Regions from separate parts of the Homo sapiens genome. Here all the other regions are linked to region 3. Evidence: read pairs that join two places in POLR2A ChIA-PET (ENCODE). Cell type or tissue: GM12878. All regions are shown on one strand. Links, peaks and the distances in the headings refer to the core of each region. The heading gives the core; the rest is flanking DNA.

The links. ChIA-PET counts read pairs that join two places held together with the same protein. Peaks named below come from ENCODE experiments on the same cell type or tissue, not always from the same donor. Only the 100,000 strongest peaks of a DNase experiment are listed, where the experiment ranks them.
Region 1: POLR2A ChIA-PET joins it to region 3 with 5 read pairs; 4 of 35 experiments call an interaction of 5 or more read pairs at or near these places.
Region 2: POLR2A ChIA-PET joins it to region 3 with 7 read pairs; 7 of 35 experiments call an interaction of 5 or more read pairs at or near these places.

Annotation. Positions count from the first base shown.
Region 1 is chr12:120,797,214-120,803,234 of GRCh38, forward strand. The region is part of intron 2 of SPPL3 (signal peptide peptidase like 3); the gene reads right to left. Among named protein-coding and RNA genes, the nearest start is that of ACADS, 74 kb to the left of the region's middle. In GM12878, for the core only: no CTCF peak of the experiment used is centred there; DNase peaks (open chromatin) are centred at 1,268, 1,647, 2,260 and 3,588; H3K4me3 peaks cover 1,150 bases; H3K27ac peaks cover 3,641 bases.
Region 2 is chr12:120,781,701-120,787,721 of GRCh38, forward strand. SPPL3 (signal peptide peptidase like 3) reads right to left here. Exons shown (of 11, transcript NM_139015.5): 4 at 2,774-2,893; 5 at 1,974-2,052; 6 at 955-1,067. Among named protein-coding and RNA genes, the nearest start is that of ACADS, 59 kb to the left of the region's middle. RefSeq lists an enhancer at 1,342-2,541. In GM12878, for the core only: no CTCF peak of the experiment used is centred there; no DNase peak of the experiment used is centred there.
Region 3 is chr12:120,883,953-120,889,973 of GRCh38, forward strand. All of the region lies in intron 1 of SPPL3 (signal peptide peptidase like 3), which reads right to left. Among named protein-coding and RNA genes, the nearest start is that of SPPL3, 17 kb to the right of the region's middle. In GM12878, for the core only: no CTCF peak of the experiment used is centred there; a DNase peak (open chromatin) is centred at 2,509; H3K27ac peaks cover 1,685 bases.

The sequences.
Region 1 (6,021 bases), core at 1,200-5,199, 86 kb before region 3:
TCAAGGATTCTGTGTAGATCTCTGGGTTTTTTCATTTTGCAGCTCTCTTTTCTTTTGTACTCTGTTCTATTAACTCTAGCTGCCTCTAGCCGTCTCTTTGGACTCTCAGTTCCATCTCTTCAACTTCAGAAATCTTTCTCTCTGCACCATGAGTGGAAACTATCTTAAGATAGTTTGACGGGAAAATAAGTATGACGGGAAAACTATTCCTCAACTCTCAGGAATACTGTCCTTTGTTGTCTGATGAAAAATATCTTGAAAACTGCTGTGTTATGAGGGTTTACATGTTTTTTTTATTGTTTTTAAAGTTGTTTCATGTGGGATGGTAATTCAGTCTCTGTTTCTCTATCTTGGCTGGAAGTACAAGTGGCTCTAGGTAGTTCTTTTAAATAGGTCCTGAACTGGACAGATTTTTAAGTGAAGGAAAAGGCCTTTTAAAATTTCTTGTTCATGTCCCTGGGGGTACCAAAACATTGATGAATTGTATCCCTTTCTTTAGGAAAGCAGAGGATCCTATCCTATAATGAAGAGGTAGGTCATAATCCTTCCTGGAAGAAACTTAACCAAATGACTGGGCTCAGGTCACACTGATAATGATCTTAACTTCGTAGTTTCCCACCTCTATGACTCAAAATTTCTTACTGGATTTGAAAGACTTGCCCCTCTACTAACAGCCTGACTCTAGCTGCCACTCTTGTTTCCTGTACTTTCATTCACTAAAACTCCCTTCTCTGTTACTGGTACCAAGGAAGCCTCAATTAGAATGGGGGGTCTGGGGAGGATAATCTATGAAGTAGAGACTGGTTAGTTACATGTCACCCTGTTCTCATATAAATCTGGCCAACGAACTGTTTAGCAAACTGTTCCACTGGAGGGCAGCCCCAGTGGGTGACAGCTCCCCAGCAGGACCAAAACACAGCGACTTTTAGATGTGGTGGACTCCCTGAAACATGGTTAAGACTCCTCTTCTGAAATATGGTCAGGTGTCTGATGTGTTGGCTTTCCTGGGGGTTTTTTTATTTTAAAAAAGCCTTGGATTTTAGAAGATTCATATACAGTATTTGAGACATATTTCTCCAGCCATCAGAGGAAGACACATTAGCAGAGATTAAAACGTACACTTACTGCTCATACCTCAGTCACACTTAGAGGAATAGCTATGGCAACTGGCTCCTGAAAAACTTTTTCCTAATTAGTTCCACAACAAACTAGATGTAGTATTTTGCATATATTTCCCCTGCCAACGCACCTGTGGTAGTTTCTAGTACATGGTTTCACTTCTATGATCTTTTAAGCTTTAATTCATGTTTTCGCACAGCAGAGCTAACAATGTGCAGGACCTAAACTCTAGGGTTGGTGATGCATTTAATGGGAACGTCTCTGGAGTCAATGGAACATGAAGACTGCTCCTTCCCTGTGGGCATGTTTTGGAAACACATATATTAATTTAAATTGAGTTTTTCAAATTCACTTATGAATGGAATAACAATAACTACACTTGTTATATTCTGCTTCTCAGAATCTGGTGACAGCAGGTTAAATGTGCAGGAATTTTTATCTACATCTCTACCCTTGGGGCTACACAGATTGCCAGCTTCTCTTACTTTTTCTGTTGGCATTATATCGCTATTCTGGATTGGAAGGTTGCCAGTCATCTCTTTGGTTTAACCCTAGGCACAGCTGCTACGGAGCCTCTCCCATGAGACTGGGTTAGTGAGAATAGGTGCTGAGAACCCCCCGCGGGACAGGATGAAGGGTTATATAACTCAATTTCAATTTGTTATTAGTTGAGAACTATTTATAACTCCATCCTGGATGTTTTAAGGCAAGATTTTCCCCTTTTTTCAAATACAGCTGCTCCTTGACTTACAATGGAGTTATATCCCAATAAGCCCAGGTAAGTGGAAAAATCTCAAGTTCAAAATGCGTTTAATATTCATACATCTAACCTACTGAACATCATAGTTTAGCCCAGCCTACCTTAAACGTGCTCAGAACACGTACATTAGCCTACAGTTGGGCAAAATCATCTAACACAAAGGCCTGTTTTGTAATAAAGTGCTGAATATTTCAAGTAACTTACTGAATACTGTACTGAGAGTGAAAAACAGAATGGTTGTATGGGTACTTGAAGTATGCTTTCTACTGAAATCATACTGCCTTTGTACCATCATGAAGTGGAAAAATCTTAAGTTGAACCATCATTAAGTCAAACCGTTGGTAAGCTAGGGATCTTCTGTAGCAGAAAGTAGTGGTCAACTTCAAACCAGTTTTAGCTGGTCCATTTTCTTAGCATCTAACTGACAAGAACTGCAGCAGGGACAGGAAAGCCTTAGGCAGGAATGAGGTACTATCAGATGGTGGGGGAGGGTGGAGGACTGGTAAGGAGAGCAAGCATTCTTCTAGTTCTCTGTGTAATTAGAAGACTTTGAACTTCTCACTGCCTCAAACAAGCTTAGCTAAAATCAAGCCTTGTTTGGTTGTTAGAAGCAGACCATGGGTCACCGCTGCACAAAACAGAAATGGGGCACAGTGAGTTAGTAGGGCCTTACCTATTAGCTCAAGCTGGGAAGATTCATATCTTCCAGCTTTATACAACAAGCTTAAAGGGCCTGGGCTTAGCAGATCCCATGCCACTATGACTGGGGTCCGGTAAAGTTACTCACACTGCACAGCTGACAGCAAACTTAAGCTGTTTAAATAAAGCCTTTGCAAAAGACTCTGCCTCCAAAGCTATCCAGGACTATTTTCAATTATAGGCCTTTAACTTAGCTTATTTGGTAATTTATTAAGTGCATAGACATCAGATTGCTAGGTTGGACCTAGAACAGTTCGCTGCATCTTCACAGAAGACTACTCTTCATTCTCTTCCATCTTGACCTGCCTTCACAATCTTGTTATTGCTATACAGTAACATAATATGATGTTAATATAACGTTATAAATATACATTCCATCCAAATTGTATCCTGGCTATTTGCAAGTCTAGGTACTGAAATCAATGTTTAGGTCAGGTGCGGTGGTTCATGCTTGTAATCCTAGCACTTCAGGAGGCTGAGGCTGGTGGATCACCTGAGGTTAGAAGTTCGAGACCAGCCTGGACAACATGGTGAAACCCCGTCTCTACTAAAAATACAAAAGCTAGCTGGGCCTGGTGGCGCACACCTGTAATCCCAGCTACTCAGGGGGCTGAGGTAAGAAAACTGCTTGAACCCGGGAGGTGGAGGTTGCAGTGAACTGAGATCACACCACTTCACTCCACCCTGGGCAAAAGAATGAAACTCAGTCTCAAAACAAAAAAACAAAAAACAAAACAAGAAAAAGAAATCAATGTTTAAATGATCAACAGAAGGACTTGAGCTATGGCTTTTTCATCACAGACAACCATTTACCATCACAGAAAAAAAATCCATCTAAATTATAGCATATTATATGCTATTTTTTTTTGTCTTTTCATCAACTATGACTGAACAGGAAGTAGTTATGGGTCAAGGTGTAGGAGGTCAACAAATGTCCAATTATTGATACTTACATAGAACCTACACTAAGAAAGAAAGACTAAGAACCTGGGCAGGAAGAAACAGTCTCTGACTCAGCAGCTGAGAACATCCAGGGGGTTAAAATGATGATAATAGTTAAGCTTGATTGAGCTCATACTGTCAGGCACTGCTAGGTGCTTTACAGGCAAGGTTTCTTTTGATTCACAGAAAAACTCCATGAGTGGGGTGACCACAAATTCCAGCTTATGCCTGCTGCCTTGGCAAAATTATGAAGGAAACAAAAATATTTCACCCAAAAATATACTTCTCTGACATATTTCAGATGGTTTTCAGAAGGGCTGGAAATACAAGAATAGCTGAGAGAAGCTGTGTGGGGCAGATTTGCATCTGTAGAGAAAATATGCATTGATGAGGTGGAGGCATTTCTCTGAGGCCCTACCTTGTCCAGACACAGGAAAGATTAATTGAGAGTCTGACACCTTAGAAGGTCAGAAAGAAACATATTCCATCTATTCTCTCTCAGGGCTGCGACCTGTGAGGTTTCATCTACATGACAGGACCACCTGTGCTAGCTGGGCCTCCTCTTCTCTCTCTCTCATAATCTGTCTCACCACCATAACCTGATTTACCACCATAACCTGTCTTGCCACACTCCAAGCCCTCATTCTTTCTGTAACCTCAAGGTGGTATAAAAGCATCAGCCATCTGGCCATTTTTTTTTTTTGAGATCTTATATTTTGTAAGACTTTTGTGCACATTAACAAATCTGTATGCCTTTTCTATTAATCTGCTATTTGTCAGTGGATTTTTCAGCGAGGATTCAGGGGGCACAGAGGAAGTTTTCCCTTGGCCCTGTTACACCAAGTAATGGGCTCACTGCTTGACGCGCTACATCTTTCCACATTAGTATATACTGCTTTTTTCTCATAAAAACAAACAAACAAAAAAACCTACAGAGTATTTCTCCCCAAGTAAACTTGATCTGGTATCATTTTTAGATAAGCTGCACATGAGCTGTCTTACTACAGAGAAATATTAAGACCAGCAGGCTTTATAGGTGAATGATATGGTTTAGCCTTGAACTGGGTAAGGTCCAGATGGCCACTGACCCTGTCAGCTAATTAGTGTCAGTTAGAATGACAACTCATCAACATTCTTCAACTTTAAATTGGGTGTAAGTATAAATTCCAGTTTGGTGTTTTGGTCACTTTGATGTACATTTCACATGAAGTTTATTACAGACACTATATCAAGAAGTATATTAATATTCTGTGAGTGCCTTAATAAGATTTTAGTGTGGCTGAGGTAGAGATCTGGTTATATTTGCCCTAAATTTGTTTCAGGCTAGAATTAATTCAGTTGCAAGGAACAGAACTTTAGGAAATCAACTACTCATTTCTTTATGTCCTAGAGTGGATTAAAAAGGATTTTCTGAGGAAGATTCTAGGCCTGCCTTTAGGAACTTCCACTGCCTGCCTCAGGACAAGGGGAAACATGGGCTTATATTTAGGTATTAGGTTCCTTCATTCTGATAAAAATACGAATGCACCATGAGTGCTGTTAAGACAACTAGGTCTGTATTTAGCTGGCAACATAATACATTTTTGGGCTGCTGCTTTTATATATGTATGTATGTATGTATGTGTGTATATATATACATATATATGTATATATATACACATATATGTGTGTGTGTGTGTGTGTATATATATATATATATTTTTTTTTTTTTTCCTTTTTGAGATGGAGTCTCAGTTTGTGGCCCAGGCTGGAGTGCAGTGGCGCAATCTCGGCTCACTGCAACCTCTGCCTCCCAGTTCAAGCGATTCTCCTGCCTCAGCCTCCTGAGTAGCTGGGATTACAGGCATGCATCAACACGCCTGGCTAATTTTTGTATTTTGAGTAGAGATGGAGTTTCACCATGTTGGCCAGGCTGGTCTTGGAACTCCTGACCTCACGTGATCCTCCCACCTTGGCCTCTGAACATGCTGGGATTACAAGCGTGAGCCACCGTGCCTGGTCTGCTACCAATATTTATTAACAGATCAACATTCAAGAATAACCAGTTTAAGAATTAACAGCCCATTCATTCTCCAGATATTCCAAAATATAACCTTAGACCACACTTAGCAGTAAGATGGTTATCTAAACAACAACATCCTGTTGCCCACTGTGCACCTTCAATTTTGGCAAAACTGCTTTTGCTGAAATACATTTTCATGCAATGCCACCAACTTATATTGAAGGTACTACAATTCATTCAACAAACACTTATTTGAATGCCTACTGTGAGATGAATGAACTTAACATTATATCCTCTTTATGAAGGTCGTTAGGATAAAAGTCTGTCTGATCTTAAGGCCAAGAACAGTTGCGATTCACCTGAACAACTGAGTTCTTTTGATGGAAGGAAGCTGAGTTTTACATTCTTTCTTTTTAAATCTGGCTGCTACAAAGCTTATGGTGGTCCTTGTGAAACACTAGTAACAGGAGTGCTGGCATTATGGTATGCATTTTTACAT
Region 2 (6,021 bases), core at 1,200-5,199, 100 kb before region 3:
TCCCGAGTAGCTGGGACTACAGGTGCCTACCACCACTCCCAGCTAATTTTTTGTATTTTTAGTAGAGACGGGGTCTCACCATTTTAGCCATTTTAGCCAGGATGGTCTTGATCTCCTGACCTTGTGATCCGCCTGCCTCAGCCTCCCATTACAGGCATGAACCACAATGCCCAGCCCTTATTGTTACTTTTTAAAGAGACAGGGTCTCACTCTGTTGCTGAGGCTGGAGTGCAGTAGCATGATCATAGCTCTCTGTAATCTTGAACTCCTGGGCTCAAGGGATCCTCCCGCCTCAGCCTCCCAAGTAGCTGGGACTGCAGGTGTACCATGCCCAGATGATTTTTATTTTTGTAGAAATGGGATCTTGCTATGTTGTCCAGACTGGTCTTGAACTCTTGGTCTCAAGTGATCCTCCTGCCTCAGCCTCCCAATGTGCTGGGATTACAGGCATGAGCCATTGTGCGAAGCTTCCATTTATATAAAAAAGCATAGTCTGCACAAAAACTTGTACATTAATATTCAAAGAAGCATCATTCATAATAGCCTAAAAAGTGGAAACAACCGGTAAACGAATAAATAAAATTAGTGTATCCATACAATGGAACAGTATTCAGCCATAAAAAGGAAGTGCTGATACAGGTTACAACACAGATGAACCTTGAAAACATGCTAAGTGAAACAAGTCAGACACAAAAGGCCACATAATGTATGATTCCATTTATGGAAAATGTCCAGAATGGAGAAATCCATAGAAACAGAAAGTAGAGACTAGTGGATACCTGGGGCTGGGGAGGTGGGTAAGGGGAATGACCGCTCATTTGTTTTGGCGGGGGTGGGTGTGAAAATGCTCTAAAAGTTTATTGTAGTGATGGTTGTACAGCTCTGTGAATATCCTAAAGTATCTATAAAACTCTATAAAGTAAAATTACAATTTGTCACAAATTAGTCACTCACCATCCATGAGAAGCCAATGGCCAGTGAGAACCCAGATGAGGACGAGCATGACAGACAGAGAGAATGACAGCAACTCAGCAGCAGTGAAACGTCCACAGCAACCAAAGGAAATCCTGGAAAACACACAACACTTATTGGACAGTGGGCACACTTTATTCAGTAACCAAATTCTCCTTTGGTATTTCGTGATGGCTGGATTAGAATAGCAGATAATACCAAGATAGCTGGAAATCCAAAATACCCAATCCTTTTTTGGAGAAACCTATGGAAAGCTCACAGGAATATACTTCTGCACCAACTGATAATGTCTTTTTGGGACCAATTATCAACATGGGCATTTAGAAGTTTGAAGTGATAATATTAACCTCTGGAAAAGCTAATAAGTATGGAGGAAATTCTATTCTTATGAGGAAAACAAAATGAAGAAATGCCAACAATTCAACTCATTTACCAAAGATGGTATCACTCTATTTAGAAGATTGTAAATCTTTTGGTTATCACTAATTCCTGCGAGCATCAGCTGCCACCAATGACTGGTTTCCTAAGTGCGTTCAGCATCTCCATTAGCACAGAATTTTGTTTCCGTGCAGCAATGACTTTCAGAGTTAAGGTGTGAACACTAGGATTAAACGCAAGTAGGTAGCATATCTAGGCCACCGAAGACCAAAGGCAAAGAAGAACGTTTGAGTTCAACCACTATTCTCATATTTCATCAACTCACAGTAAAGGAATGAAAGCACCGTTTCAAAAGAAAACTGCTCATCTTTCAATGATCTAAGTAGGAAGCACATTACAATGACTCAGACTTCCTAAGTTTTGTTTGTATTTCCTCTGACATGAGAAGGTACAAAAGGAAGTACTAGCTTCTGGCTTTAAAGATCAAATGTGTCACTTCCTGGTCTTTTGGCATTTCTGTGCTCCAGCCAATAACAGAAATTGAGAATCCTAATAATGCTATCAAATATGACAGAAAAATATATACAAGTTTATAATTTAAGAGGAAAGTCCCAAGTCCTTACTTGTTCTGAGGTGAGCAGGGTCTTGTTAAATACTGGCACATCGGGAGGAGAAGAAAAGCAAAAGCTATCGTTGCAAGAACTAGAGAAAGAAAAGGTATAATTTTTTAAAACAATTATAAGAAAAATGGCATGACTTATAGAAACTTCATTCCGCCAAACACTAGACAAGTGGATACGGTTAATTGACTAGAGAAGAAAAATGTCTTCCTTTAATACTGCACAAAAAATCTCTTCATTATTAAAAAAAAGTACCTGATTTGAAGTAGGGGAAAGCATAGGTAAGTTTCCTAAAAGATAAACAGCAGGCCAGGGGATGACCTCCTAACAAGTCTTGTAGCATTTTGCCGATTTTTTTTTACATTTCCATCAATACTTAGCTTGAAAACACATCAAAGAGCTGACAGTCCAATCACTTTGATTAGCTATCCATGTTTCTACCTGCAAGAACGTGGGTAGAGGCTGACAATGGCCTCTATGCCAAGCTCAACCTTCTGGTAATCTAGAAAAAGCGCCACAGCCAAAGCACAGCAATACTGCTCTGGTGTCATAGAATTCCTGCACTTTGACGTCTCCAGCCTTTCTTTCAGATTGTGTGGGCAGGTCTCAACAGATGACGTGGATCAAGAGGTTCAAGGAGGAGTTGGGGAAGGGTGGCGTGGTTGAGACGGAGAAGGCGAAGCCAAGATTTATAAGGAAAAACTTACATGACATGGTATATAAATCTTAATTTTTGAACAATGATAAAGGTGAAAAATTTTCCTTTTAGTATGTTAAGACTAGACAGAGAAACTCATATTTACCTGCTGTACATATTGTAAAAACTACTTGAACTGAGTCAAAGAAGAAGAACATTACTAAAAGAGAGACAGATGCTCCAATTGGAAGGAACAGAGCCTGGGTAGAGTCAATTGTTTGGATGCCTGAAAGAGAAAAACAGACAGATTAATAACTTATTATGCACCAGGCACTGTGCCTATGCACTTCATATACATTAACTTGCAAAAATGCAGACAGTTCTACGGATTATACGTAGGACATGGATTATCCAGGCCCTATGAGTCTTTCTTTCCCAACGAGATTATGAGCTCCTTGTTCTCTTCATGGTGCCTTTCATTACAGCAGACACTCAGGAATATTTGTTGAAGTGAACTACTACCTCCTGGTGTTAACCATCTGGATGACAGGATCCAAACCACCACCGAGAACATTAAGAGGTAGTAAAAACCCAGATTAGTCCATTTGGGTAAATTTGTGGTCTTGAATATAGGTTTGGTAAAAGAGGTGGTTTAAACCCATTGACTAAAAGGACTTCTCATCACCTGTGGGTTTAAGGTACTCATTTTCACTCTTTCTCGTTGTTGCTAATAGTTGAGAACTGACTTGGCTGATGGGGGAGAAGGAGGACAACAAGTCATAGCTGAAAACAGCAAATCAGAAAAATTTTATTTGGCCAGATGTGGTAGCTCACGCCTGTAATCCCAGGACTTTGGGAGGCTGAAGTGGAAGGATGGCTTGGGACCAGGAGTTCAAGACCAGCCTGGGCAACACAGCGAGACCCCCGTTTCTATCTATTAATATTTACAAAAAAAAAAATTTATTTTATGGGAACATTTTAAGGTACCAGAATAGGAGATGAATACGGGAAAATAATCTCTTGGGCTAGAGTAGGATTTAGCGCAAGGGTTCTCAATTCTTGGCTTCCCATTAGAGCTTTAAAAAAATTACAAAGCCCAGGTCCAATCCCAGACAAATTAAATGAAATCACAGGAGTTAGGCCCAGCTAAAAGCTCCTCACAAAACTGTATTTTGCATCTAGGGTTGAGAACCATTAATAGAGTATTTTTGGTAGAGAAGGAAAACATGGCAAACTCTAATAACCACTGAATGAAAAAAAAAATTACCAGTTTTATCTTGTCTCACTTCCAAATTAACTCTATTGAGATGTCATAAAAGCGCACAAAAGGAATCAAAGAAATCTTCATATGATCTATAATAATGAAATAATAGAAGAAAAAGGCTGGGTGTGGTGGCTCATGCCTGTAATCCCAGCACTTTGAAAGGCTGAGGCAGGAGGATCACTTGAGGCCAGGAGTTCAAGACCAGCCTGGGCAAACTAAGGAGACCCTATCTCTACAGAAAATTAAAAAAAAAAAAAAAATTAGGCATGTTATCTTGAGCCTGTAGTTCCAGCTACTTGGGAGGCTGAAGTGGGAGGATCACTTGAGCCCAGGAGTCCAAGGCAAAAAAAAAAAAAAAAAAGGAAAGGTCTCTTCATTATATTAAGGCTACAAATAAAATATGTAACCAGGATAAACATAGCAAGACACAAAGGGTTACAATGATCAACAAAATTTCTCTTAGGTATTTAAATTTGCCTGTCCCCAAAAGAGTTATTTAGGGTTTTTGATTGACTAAATCTATAAAACAAAATGCTTCTCAGGGACTAGGCAGATGAGTGAAGTAATTCACTTAGGAATAGGACAATTCAATTTAGGAAAAGTGAACTATGTGTCATGACAAACAGAAATTATCTTGGAAGCAGTCTGTCCTGACCCTAGTCAAATCCATTCAGCTTGGCCCAAGGATCACTTCGGGAAGTGTATCCATTAGACAAAACTCTATGAAATCTCTAACTAAATTTTACCTAAATAGTTTTTAAATGTAAGTGCTCTACAGTAGTTCAAAGAACAGCTAGAGGAAGCTACAGATTTTCAGTGCCTTTCACTACAGAAAATAATGTTTCTCAGATAAATAACTTTATCATAGGAACAAAGCATCAGGGAGTCTATAGACAGATTATACTGATTCAAAGTATGAAGAGAAAATTAAATGGCTAGCTAGAATAAAGACTGTAGTGGTGAGGTATATAAGAGATGCATTTGTTTATAATAAAGCTAAATTTTAAAAGTTCAGTCTGCAATTACATGCGAAACTGAATACAAAGGACCTTTCTGGCGTATTAGATAGAATGCACAGATTTTTTTTTTTTTAAACCACAGATTTTTGAACCAGGAGGCGATGTCACAGGGCAAGTAAAGCGCCTTTAGTTCCTGACAATATGCTACCTAAAACAATGTCCATGACTTCAGTACTCCATTTCCTAAAGTTCTGGAGATAAAGGTCTTGAATGGGAAAGAAAGAGGTAATTAATTAGAAATTTTAGCCAAACTCCAGTAACTTAAAAACAAAGCAAAACTGAGCAAAGCAAAACAGACTAGCCATAATTAGGAGGACATATGCAAGTGCAGTTGCATTATCTTTAAGGCAAAAATCAACATAGGAAATAGGCTTGGTAATGGAATTAAAAATTTTGTACAGCAACATCATTTTTAACATTCAATGAACATGGCTACAGGCTAAATGTACGTCTGGTATGGAATAGACACTGAGCAATAAAACCAATAACTATTAAGAAAATTACTGATTTTACACCTCCCTGTAAGAACGATGCTTTTGACTATTTGCTGAACACTTATTATATAGTAAGCAACAGGAGGGATTAAAAGAAAGTCATTTCCAGATCTCATGAAGTTTACAATCTAAGCAAGAAGATTAAGATGTATACCTCTACTAAAGATGAGGATCCCAACTATACATCTCCATCAATCTTTATAACTCAAATAAATTATAACTGAAGTTTAGTAAAAGTCTTTAAGATGTCAGATAATTGGGCAGGGGTGTACATGGCTTTTTAAAATTCCACTTAATACTACTTAAATGAAGGACTGATGTGCCATGGGAAAATAAATTTCTATATTGGCTTCTTGGGGGCAGGCAGAGAAGTTAGAACAAGGTCAGGGGAAATCAGAGGACCTGGAGGGAACTCTTGCCCTCCACCCTCACTCCTGTCACTTTCTAACCTTTTTTATGGTGAAGCATCACACCCAGAAAAGCACAAAAATGAATTATTACATATTTAATACCACTCAAGTCAAGAAACAAACCAACCCCAGAAATCTTCCTTTGTGTCCCTCTCAATCACTACTTTCTCTCTCTCTCTCATTCTCCTGAAGGGAACCGCTATCCTGACTTTTATGACACGTTTTCC
Region 3 (6,021 bases), core at 629-4,628:
TAGCCGGGCGTGGTGGCGCATGCCTCTAATCCCAGCTACTCAGGAGGCTGAGGCAGGCGAATCGCTTGAACCCAGGAGGCGGAGGTTGTGGTGAGCTGAGATCACGCTACTGCACTCCAGCGTGGGCAACAACAGCGAAACTATGTCTCAAAAAAAAAAAAAAAAAAATGCAGATGTAAATCTAGTTTTTTTAAAAAGCAAAGGGATGGTAAACAAAATTCACGACAGTGGTTACACCTAAACGGGGACAGGGGACAGAGGCATGAGGAAGGACAAAGGAGAGTACAAAGGGGGCTTCCAGAACATTGGTAATCCTATAGTTTCTTTAACTGGTGAAGTTCATGAGCGTTCATTATGCTACACATACAAATCATATATTCTTCTGTAGACATTAAATATCACATAAAAATGAAAGCACAGTATAAACCTGTTCCTGCTTTTGTGTAAAAAATGATCTACAGTTCCTATATGTAATGCCCAAAAGGGTAACATGAAATGTTACCATAAATTTTCTAAGTAAGTTAAATATTAGGTAATTAGGATTTTTCTTTTTTTACTTCTATTTGGGATTTCTGGGTTTCAACAACTTGTATAATTTAAAAAAAAAAAAAAACCAACTGTCACAATATATGGATTTTTTTTAAACCTGAAAGATATGCAACAAATTTAATGAAAGATCTCTCTGTGTTGGTAGAATTGTGGGTAGTTTTTCTATTCTTTTTGTGTTTATCTACACTTTTCAATATTTTCACCAATAAAATATGGTATTACAGTTTCATAATTCCTTATCTGACACCCTTATGGCTGGAGATGTTTCAAAATTATGGCTAGAGTTTTTTTGGGTTTTTTTTTTGGGTTTTTTTTTTTTTTTGGCTTTCAGAAAGGTAACAATGGTGTGTGAAGTGGGTGACAAGTCACACCTATTCAATAAATAGATACTAGAAATAACTTCAGTTAAGGTCTTGTTTTGTTACCAAAGAGGTCTAAACCAGATTTTATCCCCTAAAGGAATGGCATTATTTAGTGTAAGTAAGGCTTCCAATTCCGCCCCTACTGGTCCAACTAATTTGGAGCTTAATCACTGCAGACTGCACTCAGTTGGGAACAAACAAAAAAACCCTTATATTAATACTTTGTAATACCAACAAATCAAAGCATTTCAAACTCAACTAAAAGACATTTCTTTCTTAGTAAGGCTAAGGCTTTCAGACACATTTCAAAAATGAAGCTAATGAACAAGTGTCAAAGTATAAAATATTTGGAAATTATCAAAATAATAATGTATACAAAAACTCAACAGAACCACCAAATAAACTGATTAAAAAGATAGTACCACTTACGGTGTTCTTTAATTCCATAATTGTGCACGGGACCTACAACACATAAGTATTTCACATGGCCTTCAAATTCAAACAAATCAGTGAACTCACAAATGGGCCCTGGGTCCATATTATCACAAATGCCAGGGTATAGCATGTAAATTAAGTCATGATCGTTGTTCTCTTGGTCAGAATACCATTTATGGACTCCAACTCAAAAGCATGTGAGTACCACTTAGAATAACTACATGTCCTTAAGGCATCTAATAGTCAGTAATAATGCAATGGTCAAATCCTGTTAAAGTATTTGTATCTAAACATGCAAGTGCCCATAAAAAGTTGTTTTTTTAATCCTCTGTCACTGGAGCACTGATCAGCTATCCCTATCTTCAACCATCCTTGAGGCAATGACCTACAACTATGGTTACTAAGGGATCACAACTCAATTGCCTCCAGGAGCTAGGTAAACAGCATAAATGAGTGAGGTAGAGATTCAGTGTACAGTAAACAGAAAGTGATGGGGACTCAGCCAAATTAGAAAATGTAAGCTGTGAGTAAAGTCATTCAAACATTAAAACTTTTTTTTTTTTTTTTTTTTTTGAGACAGAGTTTTGCTCTTGTTGCCCAGGCTGGAGTGCAATGGCGCGATTTCAGCTCACCGCAACCTCCACCTCCTGGGTTCAAGCAATTCTCCTGCCTCACACTCCTGAGTAGCTGGGATTACAGGCATGTGCCACCATGCCCAGCTAATTTTGTATTTTTAACCTGTCCATGTTGGTCAGGCTGGTCTCGAACTCATGACCTCAGGTGATCTGCCTGTCTCAGCCTCCCCAAGTGCTGGGATTACAGGCGTGAGCCACCACGCCCGGCCAAAAAAAAAAAAAATTTTTTTTTCCAAATTCAGTCCTTCTAGTAATCAACTGACTGACTAGGAGACACAATCTATACAACAGCCCACTCTGAAATCTCCTTGTCTCTAAATTGTCTTAATTACATCTGCTGGCATTTGACACCCAGTCTCTAACACTATAAACTTCTGATGAAAAAGGATGTGGTTTATTCTATTTTAGTTACTATAGCAGAGCCCCAAAAGGCATAAAGTCATTCATTAAACACAGAGATCAAATTCACAACCTTACTCTGTCTAACCAAGTGAGCTGTGTGGTTAGGCAGTACAAGTGGTATATAACTGATACACAACAGGCCAAAGCAGACCTTGAACACCTATAACCATCAGAACAAGGACCAAACGATAACAGTTCCAACAGATTTACTTGCTGAGAACTATAGAATCTGGTACATCTCTAATGAGGAGGGAGGCAATTTTCTTCCTCCTGTGAATTTAACTGCTCGCAACCAAAAATCTGAGCTATGAGGAGCTTCCTCTCTGAAACCCTCTAAACACCCTCTTCCCCACTGAAAGAAAACCCGGCAGTAACAATATAAAACTAAAGAACTAGAAATACAGACTGATCACACACTCATCTGTTTTTCCTAAAGACACACAGATCATACATGTGAGCAAAAATCTAGATCATAAGTATTTACCACCTCTGGAACCGCACTGTTCAATATGGGAGCTGCTAGCCACATGTAGCTACTGAGCACTTGAAATGTGGCTAGTCTGAATTGAGAAGATCTTGTACTAAAAAAAGTTAAAATGTCTCATTAATTTGTATATTGATTACATACCATCAGTGATATAATAATTTTTTTTTTTTTGAGACAGAATTACCCTGTCACCCAGGCTGGAATGCAGTGGCACGATCTCGGCTCACTGCAACCTCTGCCTCCCAGGTTCAAGCAATTCTTGTGCCTCAGCCTCCCACCATCACGCCCGGCTAATTTTTGTATTTTTAGTAGAGATGGGGTTTCACCATACTGGCCAGGCTGGTCTCGAACTCCTGACCTCATGATCCACCCATCTCGGCCTCTCAAAGTGCTGGGATTACAGGCGTGAAATAAGTATTTTTATGTAAATTAGTATCACCTTTTTAAAAAAACTTTTTAATGTGGCTACCAGAAAACTTTACATTACATATATACCATATATTATACTTCTATTGGGCAGTGCAGCTCTAGAAAAGGTAGTATTTTACAACTAACTCCTCCAGTGATTATCCTCCTGGCAAAGAACTGACACATCAAGGCACCCCTCACCGCCACTTCCACCCACCAAACCTTCAGTCATGAAACCACTCCTAGTCCCAAGCTTACTGATGATGCAGCAGGTTGCCAGAGTAATTCGGTTAATCACTTAACCAAAGGGAAGAAACTAGTTTAACAATTATCTGAGGCTAATTTCTTTCTAAATTATTCCAGCACGCAAAAGAAATAAGAAGTAGCCTGAAGAAAAATCTGTGAACCAAAGGTGTACTAAATTTTTGTTCTTGACACAAGATTTTTAGTTGACTAAAACAGAGGTTCAACTTTGGTAGTACACTTCTAAAAACAATCAGACCTAACATTTTAAACTACTGCTTTTTTCCTCTACAAACCCTTAATTAAATATAAACACTACACAAATAAAACCACAATGAGATATGACTTTACACTCACTAGGATAGCTATAATTTAAAAGACAATAACAAGTGTTGGTGAAGACGTGGAGAAATTAGAATCTCACACATTGCTGGTGGTAATGTAAAATGGTGCAGCCGTTTTGGAAAGCTGTTTGGCAGTTTATCAAAATGTTAAAAACAGAAACTATGAGCCAGCAACTTTACTCCAAAGTATTCACCCAAGAGAAATAAAAACATACATCTGCACAAAAACTTGTATACAAATGTTCATCGCATAACTATTACTATTTTTGGTTTTTTTAGACAGAGTCTTGCTCTGTTGCCCAGGCTGGAGTGCAGTGGCACCATCTCTGCTCACTGCAACCTCTGCCTCTTGCGTTCAAGTGATTCTCCTACCTCAGCCTCCTGAGTAGCTGGGATTACAGGCGTCCACCACCACGCCCAGCTAATTTTCGTATTTTTAGTAGAGACAGGGTTTCACCACGTTGGCCAGGCTGGTCTCGAACTCCTAATCTCAGGTGATCCACCTGCCTCAGCCTTTCAAAGTGCTGGGATTACAGGCATGAGCCACCACACCTGGCCCCACATTATTCATAGCAGCCAAAATGCGGAAACTACCCAAATGCCTGTCAACTAATGAGTGCATAAGCTGAATGTGGTATAAAAAAGGAAAATTATTTGGCAATAAAGAGAATGAAGCATTGACACATGCTACAACATGGATGAGCCTTAAAAACACTGTGCTAAGTGCAAGCAGCCAGAAACAAAACAAAAGCTATGTATCATTCGATTAACAGAAAAAGAACAAATCCGTAGAGGCCAAAAGCAGACTAGTGGCTGCCAAGGGCTGGGGAGAAGGGTAATGAGCAGTAACTGCTAATATGTACAGTTTCTTTTGGGATGAAGAAAATGTTATAAAAATGATTGTGGTGACGACTGCCCAACTCTGTAGATATAATAAAAACTACTTAATTGTACACTTTAAATGACTGAATTGTACAGTATGTGAATTATATCTTATATTTTATTTTTTGAGACCGGGTCTTGCTTTGTCACCCAGGGCGGAGTACAATGGGTGCAATCTCAGCTCACTGCAACCTCCACCTCCTGGGCTCAGGCGATTCTCCTGCCTCAGCCTCCCGAGTAAATAGCTGGGATTACAGGTTCATGCCACCTCACCTGGCTAATTTTTGCATTTTTAGTAGAGATGGGGTTTCGTCATGTTGGCGAGGCTGGTCTTGAACCCCTGACCTCGGGTGAACTGCCCACCTCAGCCTCCGGAAATGCTGAGATTACAGGCATGAGCCACCACACCCGGCCCGTGAATTATATCTTTCAAAAGCTATTTATAAAATATAAACATCAGAATGAAAAACACAATGCCACAGAAAGGGACTTCTATGAAATGTGCCTATATGAAATGCTTCATTTTAGAAGAGCATGAAAAAGCGATAAGTAGCCCTATTGAAACAGAAGAGGGAACTTTAACTGTGGTAGATTGCATTAGAGGCATTAATTCCTCATCCTTTCCAGGATCTATTCCTTAGCCATATGATTTTGCAGTTCTTCCCACTAATGGGCGTAAGATTTATTTTTGTGGCTCCTTGACTTTGGCTTCAACCATATGACTTGCTTTGGCCAAAAGAATGGAGCAGAAATGGCAGTGTGCCAGTTCTAAGCCTAAACCTTAAGAGGTCTCACCTTGCCCTCTTGTGCCCCTGGCACTGCCTAGAGAAGAGCTTCCCCTATGTGGCTGCTGCCCATTCACTCTGGGCCTAAAATGAACACACTTGAAGCGGAGTCATCTCAATCAACTTACAGATCGGAAGAAGCAGAGTTGCACCAGCCAATCTGTAGATTCATAAGTATATTTTATTGTTATTTTAATCCACTGAGTTTTGGTATAATTTGTCATGCAGTGTTATTGTGGCAATAGCTAACTGATATAGTCACCAATTCTCCCACTGTGTTATGAAGAGGTCCTACAAATTAAATAGTGATTGTTATGAAGGTAGGTCCAGCCTAACACCTTGAATAATAGTTTTTCACTTAACATAAGACAACCATAAACGATGTTTAATGCTTGTCCCTTTAGGCTCTTAACTGAGGACTGATAGCAATTTAAGACATCCCATATTCTTCCACCTTACTTTGAAAAAAAAAATAATTTTGCTGGGGGC